Linked DNA regions of Homo sapiens: all the other regions are linked to region 3. The links are chromatin loops, found by intact Hi-C in ENCODE. Cell type or tissue: B cell. All regions are shown on one strand. Region 1 overlaps RPH3A (rabphilin 3A). Region 2 has its middle 8.1 kb from the start of DTX1. Region 3 overlaps DTX1 (deltex E3 ubiquitin ligase 1).

Region 1 (4,000 bases), 200 kb before region 3:
ACGCCCTCCACCCTCAGCTCCCTGCACAATTCATGGGAGGACTCATTTCTTGCCTTGAATAACCATTTTCTAAACATCGAGCTCTTCACCTTCCCCAAGGTGGCCAACAGCTTCCTGGCTGCCATCTTTCCTTTTGACCTTATCTTTCCCCATTAGTCCCTGGTGGCACCTACTCTCAGCCCACCTCCCTCACCACAGTTTCCCCTTAGGAGACAGCATGCTGGCTGTGTCGCCCAAGCCTGATGCTGGTGTAGGCGCTGGAATCAGCATGCAGCAAGCTCACAGTGCCCCTAGTCTGGGTGCCCGCTGTCCCCGACAAATGTAACCACCTCCCTGCCTAGAATACACACACGTCCTCCGGTGCATGCACAACCACCCAGCATCTTTCTTTGTGATGATGTAGCCAAAAATAAAGTAGGAGCATCCAAGAAAACGAGTGGTCTGCAGTTTTCCTTTCTGGTTTCTGCGAAGTCCTCCTCCCCACCAGGACATATGCTATTCTGATAGTCAGTACTTAATGAGCATCTACTATGTTCCAGGCACTGGCGACAGATGTGTTCTCTGCCCACGAGGAGTTTGCTTTATGGTGGATTTTATCTTGGGCAGGTGGGCCTAAGGTAACTTGGCTGACTCCAAACCCTTCTAGAAGAATACTTTTTGCTGGTGCCTACCAAACAGGAGGGCAACATCCTCATCCTCCTCCTGCTGCTACAAGACCTGGGAAACGTCCCAGGTGGTTGCAGAATCAGAAATTGCCAAAGCTAAAAGAGAACATACAATTGAGCCACAACCTAGTTCAATCAACTCACTTTTTAGACAGATGAAGAAACCAAGGTCCAGAGAAGAAAATGCCATGTCCAGTGTTAAACAAAGGCAATACCAGGAAAGGAGTTCGATCGTTGGACTCCCAGAATCCAGTGTTCTTCACACACTGATCGATGAGCATGGACCATCAAATGCCTCCCTTGCATTGTAGCACCTTCCAACCTACAATGATTCTCTCATTGGAGATTCTCGATAGTCCTGAAGGTGAACTGAGTCAGCAACTGACTCTCCAGAAAAAAAAAATCTTTTTTTTTTTTTTTTTTATTATGGAGTCTCCCTCTGTCCCTCAGGCTGGAGTACAGTGGCACAATCTCTGCTCACTGCAACCTCCACCTCCCGGGTTCAAGTGATTCTCCTGCCTCAGCCTCCCGAGTAGCTGGGACTACAGGTGCTTGCCGCCACACCCGGCTAATTTTTATATTTTTAGTAGAGGCAGGGTTTCGCCATGTTGGTCAGGCTGGTCTCAAACTCCTGACCTCAGGTGATCCACTTGCCTTGGCTACTCAAAGTTTTGGGATTACAGGTGTGAGCCACTACACCCGGCCTCTAGAATTCTTAATCACACTATAATCCATCCCCAAAGTGCTTAAGCAATTTATCAGTAATGGTTACTTCAAGAAGGAGCCATCAATTCTGTCCCACAGATAATTCTCTTTTCTTTGAGACCATTTCCTGTTTGTGCCCTCAAAAGCAAAAGCTGGCATGTTAGTCTCACTTGGGAGATTTCTTTCCCCACAGATTCTGCTAAACCCTGAGGATAAGGTGTATAGTTGAAAATATTTTCTGGCCGGGCACAGCAGCTCATGCTTATAATCCCAGCACTTTGGGAGGCCGAGGTGGGTGAATCACCTGAGGTCAAGAGTTCGAGACCAGTCTGGCCAACAGGGTGAAACCCTGTCTCTACTAAAAATACAAAAATTAGCCAGGTGTGGTGGCGTGCACCTGTAGTGCCAGCTACTCGGGAGGCTGAAACAGGAGAATAGCTTGAACCTGGGAGGTGGAGGTTGCAGTGAGCTGAGATCATACCACTGTACTCCAACCTGGGTGACAGAGTAAGACGCCGCCTCAAAAAAAAAAAAAAAAAGAAAAAGAAAATATTTCCTGGTTGATGCCTTGTGATTTCCACCTTCATGATGACTTTGAAAACCACTACCCAAAAAGTTGATCAGTTTTTCCTGGTGGCAATTTAGCTAGCTGCCACTAGGTGGAGAGAGGTGCTAATTATGTCCTTAGAAGCCTCACAGGAACAGCTGGAGACACTTGCCATTCTCCCTGTGCTCCTGGCAGACATCACTAATCAATACGGCATCTTTCCTACAGAACCTACAAGCAGCCTCTGAGTCCCTCTCAACCCAGGGTTCCAGGGAGCCACCACCAGTCAGTCATGGGTGGCGGTTAAAAAGAAGCCTAATTTCCATCCTTAAACTGGTTGATCTTCATTTATATGCAGACAAGCCTAACAGACTGAGATGAACATACAGGAGGAAAGTTTTCATAAATATTAGTACACCTGATCTAGCTAATTGTGCTGCCCCACCCCTGACCCCTGGCTGACCCCATTGAAATAAAACACTCTGTAAGTGGCTATATGGTGTGTTGGAAAGCATCTGCCCTGAAAAGAACGCGAGCCAAAATTTCAATTAAGTCCAGCATTCAAATTCTGACTGACACTTTCTAGCTATGGGAACTTGGCCAAGTCATTTAGCCTCACTGAGTATCAGTTTCCTCAGCTGGAGTAATAAATATTTCAAAGAGTTGCTGAGAGATGTTAACGGTACAGTCCATCGAGAGTACCTGGCACGTAGTAGAGACTTGACAAGTGCCACCTCCGCTTGCCAGCCCCTAAACTTGGGCTCCCTCACGCAGCTTGCATCGGGGAAAATGCTCTTGAACTGGCATTGGTTGAAAACAGGACGTTGGAGCTGAAAGTGGGTGAAGTTCAGGTGAGGCAGAAATCAGATCTCCAAGGTCTCTGCACAGATGGGAGCAGACTCTCCTGCTGGTGCCCACAGAAATTCAGCCAACATCTAGAGATGTTTGTTCTGAGTAGGAGTCAGAGGCAAGATCAAGTTGCTGAGGTCTGGTTTCCCATCAGGGATGACAAAAGGGAGGCCAGGAAAAGGGGCAGGTCACAGGGCTGGTGGTTCCTGGTGAAAGCAGTGCAGGCCCAATTGCGGCTGGGCTTACCGCCAAGTGGATTAAACACTCAATGCTCTGAAACCTGCCAGGCTGACCCTTGCTCAGCTCAATCAGATCTGCCAGGGACATTGGCTTGATGAGGTTAAGCAAGCCATTCAAGGTGATGGACACCCCAATTACCCTGATGTGATTGTGACACATCATACACCTGTGTCCAAAATATTGCATGCACCCCATAAATATGTACAACTCTTATGTATTCATAATAATTAAAAATAATTTTTGACCAGGCATGGTGGCTGATGCCTGCAATCCCAGCACTGTGGGAGGCCAGGCAGGTGGATCACCTGAGGTCAGGAGTTCAAGACCAGCCTGGCCAATATGGTGAAATCCTGTCTCTACTGAAAATACAAAAAATTAGCCAGGCGTGGTGGCGGGCACCTGTAATCCTTGCTATTTGGGAGGCTGAGGCAGGAGAATCACTTGAACCTGGGAGGTGGAGGTTGTGGTAAGCTGAGATCATGCCATTGCACTCCAGCTTAGGCAACAAGAGTGAAACTCCGTCTCAAAAAAAAATAAATAAAAATAATAATTTTTAAAAAGAGTACCATGAAAGCAAAAGTATGTACATAAGAGGTATCTTTTGGCCGGGTGCGGTGGCTCACGCCTGTAATCCCAGCACTTTGGGAGGCCAAGGCAGGTGGATCACAAGAGTTTGAGACCAGCCTGGCCAACATGGTGAAACCCCGTCTCTACTAAAAATACAAAAAATTAGCTGGGTGTGGTGGCAGACACCTGTAATCCCAGCTACTCGGGAGGCTGAGGGAGGAGAATTGCTTGATCCCAGGAGGTGGAGGTTGCAGTGAGCCAAGATTATGGCACTGCACTCCAGCATGGGCAACAGAGTGAGACTCTGTCTCAAAAAAAAAAAAAAAAAAAAAAAAAAAAAAAAAAGAGGTATCTTTTGCTTGGCTCTTGTCCATATCTGCTGTGTGATCTTGAATAAGTCACTTCCCCTTTTTGTTCTCTGACTACA
Region 2 (4,000 bases), 50 kb before region 3:
AGGAGTAATGCTCTGTAATTGCTACTTGTCATCATCACCACCATCATCACCAAGATTAATAGGATTTCCATTAGGATTCTTGACTTTAGAGTCAAGAAATCCAACTTGGAGCCAGTGATGCATGCAGCACTTACTCATTGGTGACACTGAGTTAGTTACTTGTCCCATCAAACCACAGTGTCCTTATCTGTAAAATGGGAATGATACTAACCACTGGGCATGTGACATATTCAGCCTGGTGTTGGGCACACAGGAGGCCTCATTGGTGGCTGGGAGAAAAACTACCTGGAAAACCCACTCAGATGGCTACTATTATTTTAATAAAAGAAAAGAAAGAAAATAACAAGTGTTGGTGAGGATGTAGAAACATTGGAACCCTGTGTACTCTCGGTGGGCCTGTAAAATGCTCTGGGAACAGTATGACAGTTCCTCAAAAATTAAAAATAGAATTACTATATTGTATTCACTCTGGCTGCCATAAGAAAATATCAGGCCGGGTGTGGTGGCTCACACCTGTAATCCCGGCACTTTGGGGGGCCAAGGTGAGTGGATCACCTGAGGTGAGGAGTTCAAGACCAGCCTGGCCAACATGGCAAAACCCTATCTCTACTAAAAATACAAAAAATTAGCCGGGCGTGTTGGCGTGCACCCGTAGTCCCAGCTACCTGATAGGCTGAGGTAGGAGAATCGCTTGAACCCGGGGGGTGGAGGTTGCAGTGAACCAAGGTTGCACCACTTCACTCCAGCCTGGGAGACAAAGCAAGGCTGTCAAAAAATAAAGAAAGAAAGAGAGAGAGGGAGGGAGGGAGGGAGGGAGGAAGGAAGGAAGGAAGGAAGGAAGGAAGGAAGGAAGGAAGGAGAAAGAAGGACAGAGAGAGAAAGAAAGAAAGAAAGAAAGAAAGAAAGAAAGAAAGAAAGAAAGAAAGAAAGAAAAGAAAAGAAAAGAGAAAAGAAAATATCATAGACTGGTGGCTTAAACAACAGAAATTTACTTCCGACAGTTCTGGAGGCTGGAAGTTTGGGATCAGGGTGCCAGCATGGTCTGGTTCTTGTGAGACCCCCATCCCTGGCTTACAGGCTGCTGTCTTCTTGATACTCCCTCACACAGCCATTCCTCATTGCCTGTATGCACAGGGAAGGAGAAAGAGAGATCCCTGTCTCTCCTCTTCTTATAAGGCTACCCATTTTTATCAAGTTAGTACTCCATCCTTATGACCCCTTTTGATTTTTTTTTCTTTTGAAAAGGAGTCTCACTCTGTCACCCAGGCTGGAGTGCAGTGGCGCGATCTTGGCTCACTGCAACCTCTCTCTCCAGGGTTCAAGGGATTCTCTTGCCTCAGCCTCCGGAGAAGCTGGCACTACAGGAGCGTGCCACCACACCTGGCTAATTTTTGTATTTTTAGTAGAGACGAGGTTTCACCATGTTGGTCCAGCCTGGTCTCGAATCCTGACCTCAAGTGATCTATCCATCTCTGCCTCCCAAAGTGCTGAGATTACAGGCGTGAGCCACAGCGCCCAGCCCCTTATGATCTTAATTACCTCCTAAAAGCCCTATCTCCAAATACAGTCACATTGCAGGTGAGGGCTTCAACATATGAAAAGGGGAGCGGGGAGTTCAGTCTAGCACATATGATCCAGCAATCTCGCTTCTGGGGATACACCCAAAAGAAGTGACAACAAAGTCTGGAAGAGATATTTGTACACCCATACTCATAACAGCTCTATTCACAATGACCAACAGGTAGAAGCAACTCAAGGGTCCACTGACAGATGAACAGATAACAAATAGATAACAAAATGTGGTCTATACCTACAGTGGAATATGCTTCGCCCTAAATAGGAAGAGAATCCCGACACAGCTACAACATGGGGAAACCTTGAGGACATTACGCTCAGTGAAATAAGCCAGGCACAAAAAGGCAAACACTGCATGCTTCCACTTATAGGAGGTACTGGACTAGTCAAGTTCTTAGAGACAGAAAGTAGAACAGTGGGTGCTACAGCCTGGAGGGAGGGGAAAATGGGAAAATTCTTGTTTAAAGGGTACAGTTTCAGTTTTGCAAGATGAAAAAGTACAGAAATCGGTTGTAAGACAATGTGTATATGCTTAACACTTAGCTTAGATAGAATTGAGATGGTAAATTTTATGGTATGCATGTTTACTGCAACAAAAAAATTAAAAATAAATTATCTGGAAATGTCTCCAGCATTAGAACGAGGGACCAAAATAGACCACTAGGGGGCGTTCTATACACACGCTCCCATTTCATTTCCCGGCCCTGCCTGCTGGACTCAGGCGGTTGATTTGTACAGGGAGGAAAAGGTCTAGGGTTCCTCTCTCTTTTCTGCTCCCCCCACCCTTCCCCAAATGAACCAGCTCTGCATAAGCAACACACACACACACACACACACACACACACACACAAACACACCTCCCCCCAACTCCCTCTCTTAGTCCCCTAGCCACACTAAACTTCCACCACACCCCAGGCCACACTAACTCTAAACCCCGTTCTTTCTCTGGGTTCCTTCTCTCCACGTTGGAGACACAGCGAATTCCAGATTGAGTGTTCCCACTTCGCCTGGCTGCTCATAGGCCTTCTCGATGGCCCAGGAGCTGGGGAAGAGAGGACAGGAGGCAAGGACCCACCCACCCACACTATAAAGGAGAGAAACTGTGGTCCCCAAAGACAAAGGGACACCACAATGGAAATAGATCAGACACCTCATATCCCAGGTGCAAGAGCTCCGAGGTCAGCCAGACCTGGGGTTTTCAGGCTCAAATACTCACTGTGTATGCCACAACCTCTACTGCCTCAGTTTCCCCACCTGTAAAATCTGTAATAATGCCTGTCAGAGTTGTTGGGAGGATTAAAAGAGCATAATAAGGTGGCTCAGGGTTGTAATCCCAGCACTTTGGGATGCCGAGGTGGATCACTTAAGGTCAGGAGTTTGAGAACAGCCTGGCCAACATGGTGAAACCCTGTCTCTACTAAACATACAAAAATTAGCCAGGCATGGTGGCTCATGCCTGTAATCCCAGCTACTTGGGAGGCTGAGGCAAGAGAATCACTTGAACCTGGGTGGAGGAAGTTGCAGTGAGCTGAGATCATGCCACTGCACTCCAGTCTGAGTGACAGAGCGAGACCCTGTCTCAAAAGAAAAGAAGAGTGTAATAAAATCCCTGTACCTAGAAATCACTCCATGAATGGGCTAACTGCTATTCCATACCCCTTAGCCGATGCCGCCTGGGTCCCCTTCCATCTCCCAGGGGCTTCTGCTGTGCGAGCACCAACCCTCCAGTTTGCAGTTTCTCTTAAGAAATCTTTCTTGAAGAAACTCACACCATGATCTTCTGGCCACAGGGCCAGTGATTTCACCAGGTAGGACTCACTGGCTTACAAGTAATAGAAACCCCATTAAACCACCTCAAGGAAACTGGGGTGCCTCATGGAACCTAAGGAAAAGTTGAATAGCCAGTCGCTGGGAAGAACCCCTTGGGAAACGCAGGAAACATTCTCCCTCTCTTCTCCCCCGTGTCTCCATCTCTCTCCCTCCCTACGCCTGCTTCTCACATGGCTGCACTCACTTCCTCCAGCCCACTGACCTCCCTGCCATTCCTACAGCATGTCAAGCACCCTGCCACCTAGCGGCCTTCGTACCTGCTGTGCCCTCTACCCAGTACCCTCTTCCTCAGATCTCCCCTTATTCGCTACTCTCCTTCAAGTCATGGCTCAGATGTCACCTGGGTAGTACCTTCCCTGACAAGCTGATTAAAGTTGCAACCCCAGTCTGGACAACATGGCCAAACCCCGTCTCTACAAAATATACAAAAATTAGCCAGGTGTGGTGGTGCACACCTGTAGTCCTAGCTACTTGGGAGGCTGAGATGGAAGGGTCAATTGAGCAAGTGAGGTTGAGGCTGCAGTGAGTTGTGATTGTGCCTCTGCACTCCAGCCTGGGCAACAGAGCAAGACCCTGTCTCAAAAACAGAAAAAAC
Region 3 (4,000 bases):
CTCAGGAAGCAGAGGTTGCACTGAGTCGAGATCACCCCACTGCACTCCAGCCTGGGTGACAGAGCAAGACTCCATCACAAAAAAAAAAACAGGCAGGCCAAGCGCAGTGGTGCACACCTGTAATCCCTGCACTTGGGGAGGCCGAGGTGGGAGGATCACTTGAGGCCAGGAGTTTGAGACCAATCTGGGCAACATAGTGAGACTTGGAGAGGCTGATGTGGGACGATTGTTGGAGCCCAGGAGTTCGAGGCTGCAGTGAGCTCTGGTTGCACTGCTGCACTCCAGCCTGAGCAACACAGCAAGACTCTGCCTCAAAAAAAAAAAAAAAAAAAAAAAGAAAAAGAAAAAAAAGAAAAGGAAAGAAAAGAAAAGAAAAAACAAACATAAGTAACTTGGAAAGAGCTTTTACTGGAAGTTCAGGAAATACAAATGCAAAGGAAATGGCCAAGCCAGCAGTACGTAGTTGGTGCTAATGGACGAAGCCATAAGGTAGCCATGATGTGGCAGGGGAGGGAGGGAGGCTGAGGCTGGTGGGCTGGAAGCTGCCTGTGACCTCCTCCCGGCCCCACTGTGTCCCTGTCCCCCCAGGTGCTGCGGCTGCTCATCACGGCCTGGGAGAGAAGACTCATCTTCACTATCGGCACGTCCAACACCACGGGCGAGTCGGACACCGTGGTGTGGAACGAGATCCACCACAAGACCGAGTTTGGATCCAACCTCACGGGCCACGGCTACCCGGACGCTAGCTACCTAGACAACGTGCTGGCTGAGCTCACAGCCCAGGGCGTATCCGAGGCTGCAGCCAAGGCTTGAGGCCCAAGGCTGCCCACCTTCCCTCCTGCTTTGCCCCTGGTCCGGCAAATGCCTCCTTCGCCAGGTGTGTCCTGGTAGCCCAGGTTCAGGGCTGGGGAGGAGCCTGCGGAAGGGGCCGCAGCCATTCAGGGGACCTGCCTGGTGGCAGCTGGGATGAAGAGAGATGGCATGTCAGGCTGGCCCCGAATCATAGCTCCCTGAGAGGGCCAAGCAGAGAGTACTGGAAACCTCCCTACCAAAAAGACAGAGACCCGCCCCCTCACACACAAACACACATGTCCTGTTGAACTCATGCACGCACACCCACGTGCCTGTACTTGCCCCCAGGCTGGAAGAGAAGAGACAGAAAGACCCCATGACCCCCCCATGTGGATCCCCATCTGTGTCTCAGTTGCATCTGTACAGCCTTGTCTGCAAACTGGAGGATGCGGGGCAAGCCCTTAGGGGCCTGCCAGGGCTCGGGGGGCAAAGAGGGACTCGGGAAACTCAGTGTACCCCAGATGCCTCACCCATTCCGTGTCATCACCCATGTCTGCCACCCACTGATTGGGCAATTGTGGGCCCATGGGGTGGAAGCCCCCAGATGACTGAGCAGTTCTACAAAAGAATGGCCAGCACGAGCGGGGACTAGAGGGTCCTGATTTTGTGTCTGTGCCTCTTCATCTCTCTGGACTCTGATCTCCTTCTCCCTTCCCATCTCCAGGCCTTCTGTCTGTCCCAGATAAAGGCGCTGTTCTCCCATCCTCCCTACCCCATCCTCTCCACCAAATCGCTCCCAATTTTGAGAGCCAAAGGCTGGCGCTTCTGACTTCAGGAGCGAAAGGAGGAGGCCTAGTTTGGGCCGATGTATTTTAAAGCAGAGTGGACAGCAGAGAGTCAATTTCCCTTTCGTTGGGAGTGGGCAGTGGGGTGGCTAATTGTCTTCGGCCAACCAGGGGCCTGTTGCCCAGGCAACTCACCAGCTCCGCCTCTGCTGATTGGCTGCCACGGTGGGAGTCAGCCAAGATTTAAAGGGATGCCAGCGATTGCTCTTTTCAAAACCTACCAGTCCCACTGTGGGTGGAGAAATAAATGGTCTTTCTCCTCCTCGCCTGGTCTTTTCCTGCCAAGAGAGGGGTGGGTGGCTCTGTTCCTGGGGGCTGCAGTCAGCCCCGTTGGGGAGTGATGGCTTGCAAGAGAATGACTTCAGGGTCCTTGCCTCGGGCTGGAAGGGGTGGGGGCGGTGAAGCAGTGGCAGACCCTCCTAGTCCTAGTCTCCAAGAATGCAGAGGTGAAAGTGCCCTTCTCTTTCACAAGAGCACAAGGCAATGCACACATCTGCTCCCTGGCACAATGACAAGAAACAAGGAACTCAGGTGCAGAGCTGGGAGCCTCGAGGGAAATACGGAGGAGCTGGGAGACACTGTGATCAGCTCATCAGGATCTCAGAGCTTGTCAGGACCCTGTCCTTGGGGAGGAGGGTCAGGTTCTAACTAGGGAAAAACAGGGATGGACCCCAGCCTTAAATCAGCCTCTCTGCAACATGCCAGGACGCCCCTGTAGTTCTGGTGGATGCTGCGGCTTCGGGCAACCCCTGCTGGCCACCCTCGGGATAGCGCCGTGTCTTTCCTGGTCCACTTGATCCCCTGCCAGGTAGGCTTTGGTTTCTGTCCCACCCCCTAGTGACACAACACCGGAAACGAGTCCTTGGAGGCCCTTCCAGTTCTGCCAGTCACATGTTCCCAAACATTTGTACTCCGTGGTTCATTCTCAGACAAAACCTCAACCCAAACTCTGGCATATAAAATTGCAAGCCAGGCACTGACTCACACCTGTAATCCCAGCAACTAAGGAGGCCGAAGCGGGAGGCTCATTTGACGCCAGGAGCTTGAGACCAGCCTGGGCAACATAGTGAGACCCCCCATCTCTACAAAAATTTAAAAATTAGCCAGGCGTGATGGCTTGCACCTGTAGTCGCAGCTGCTCTGGAGGCTAACGTGGGAGGATCACTGAAGTCCAGAAGTTTGAGGGTGCACTGACCTATGATCATGCCACTGTACTGCAGCCTGGGCAACAGAGTGAGACCCCCAACTCTAAAAACAAAATAAAATAAAATTGCCCATTCCCCAGGCCTGTGGTCCTCAAAGCTGATACTCATCCAAATGACCTACGGAATCTGTTAAATAACCCTGATTCTTGCCTTCATATACCCTCAGATTCTGAGTCAGTAGCTGGCTGGGCCTCAGAAATCTGCATTTCTAGCAGACATTCTAGCGGGTGGTCTTTGGCCCACAGTCAGAGAAACTCCTCCCTTGTTCTTGAACTACCTCATTGGAATCCAGTTTGAAAACCACACATCTAGACTTTCCCTCCTCTTTTTATACAGGGTAATCTGAGACCCAGAGAGAGATAAACAGCCTGGCCCAAGGTCTCCCAGGCTCCAAGGGTCTGAGTTTGGCACACTGGACCCCCACCCAGCCTTGGTTCTTCCTGAGGGCACCTGATTCTGGAAGCTTGTGGTTGGAGTCCTAGGCCAAGGGCAGGGTACAGAAGAATCAGTGAGGTTATAGGGATTAGCAGACATGAAAACAGGAAGGAGTGAGGCCATTTAGTGCCCATCTGGGGCAACAACATCACATGGGCATCAGGAATTCAGGTCCAGCTGTATCCAGCAGCTCAGGGCCAGGCTGGCCTCCTTGGTATGGATAGAGGCCAGTTTGGTGAAGTAGAGACCCCAGTCTCAGTCAAATAAGTCAGGTTCCTTATCCTATCCACTCCAGTCTGAATCAAGCCAGAGGGCAAGTTTCACTCAGTGCAAGGCTGGCCCCTGCCAAAGGGCTTCCATGCCCTGAGTTCTGGACTCAAGGCACACAGGACTAGGCACGTCTCTGGGAGCCTCCAAACCACAGAATCAAAGAGGTCCAAGGAGACAGGAGACTCCCGGGGCAGGATGCGCTGAAGAGGGCCCCCTGGCTCTTGCTCCTCCTTCCGGGCTAGCTCTGGCATTTCCTTAGGGGCCAAGGGGGCCCAGGGCCGCCTTCCCTCGCTCCTGCTGCTGGAACTCCTCGTGGGCACGATCCAGGTCTGCGAGCACCTCCAGCAGGCGGGCAGTTGCTGCTCTTTGCCGGGCCAGGACCTCAGGACAGGCCCCTAGGAGGGAGACAAGAGGCCACAGGGGCTCAGCCAGTCCAGGGCAGGCTGCTGTAAC

The links. Hi-C counts contacts between places; a loop is a spot of excess contacts. Peaks named below come from ENCODE experiments on the same cell type or tissue, not always from the same donor. Only the 100,000 strongest peaks of a DNase experiment are listed, where the experiment ranks them.
Region 1: a loop joins it to region 3, with 5 times the contacts of the local background. A loop is called at or near these places in 7 of 110 quality-filtered maps.
Region 2: a loop joins it to region 3, with 23 times the contacts of the local background. A loop is called at or near these places in 72 of 110 quality-filtered maps.

What each region holds. Positions count from the first base shown.
Region 1 is chr12:112,898,449-112,902,448 of GRCh38, forward strand. RPH3A (rabphilin 3A) reads left to right here. Exons shown (of 22, transcript NM_001143854.2): 22 at 1-433. Among named protein-coding and RNA genes, the nearest start is that of OAS1, 6.5 kb to the right of the region's middle. In B cell, CTCF peaks have their summits at 2,036 (motif pointing right) and 2,237; a DNase peak (open chromatin) is centred at 2,053; H3K4me3 peaks cover 43 bases; H3K27ac peaks cover 165 bases.
Region 2 is chr12:113,046,600-113,050,599 of GRCh38, forward strand. No RefSeq gene overlaps it. Among named protein-coding and RNA genes, the nearest start is that of DTX1, 8.1 kb to the right of the region's middle. RefSeq lists a silencer at 2,210-2,329 and an enhancer at 3,398-3,567. In B cell, CTCF peaks have their summits at 2,195 (motif pointing right) and 3,690 (motif pointing left); DNase peaks (open chromatin) are centred at 2,272 and 3,632; H3K27ac peaks cover 1,041 bases.
Region 3 is chr12:113,096,127-113,100,126 of GRCh38, forward strand. It overlaps DTX1 (deltex E3 ubiquitin ligase 1), which reads left to right. Exons shown (of 10, transcript NM_004416.3): 10 at 589-1,899. The coding sequence ends at 813. RASAL1 (RAS protein activator like 1) reads right to left here. Exons shown (of 21, transcript NM_001301202.2): 21 at 3,152-3,942. The coding sequence ends at 3,803. Among named protein-coding and RNA genes, the nearest start is that of RASAL1, 38 kb to the right of the region's middle. RefSeq lists enhancers at 1,366-1,907, 2,124-2,383. In B cell, a CTCF peak has its summit at 2,378 (motif pointing left); a DNase peak (open chromatin) is centred at 2,395; H3K27ac peaks cover 567 bases.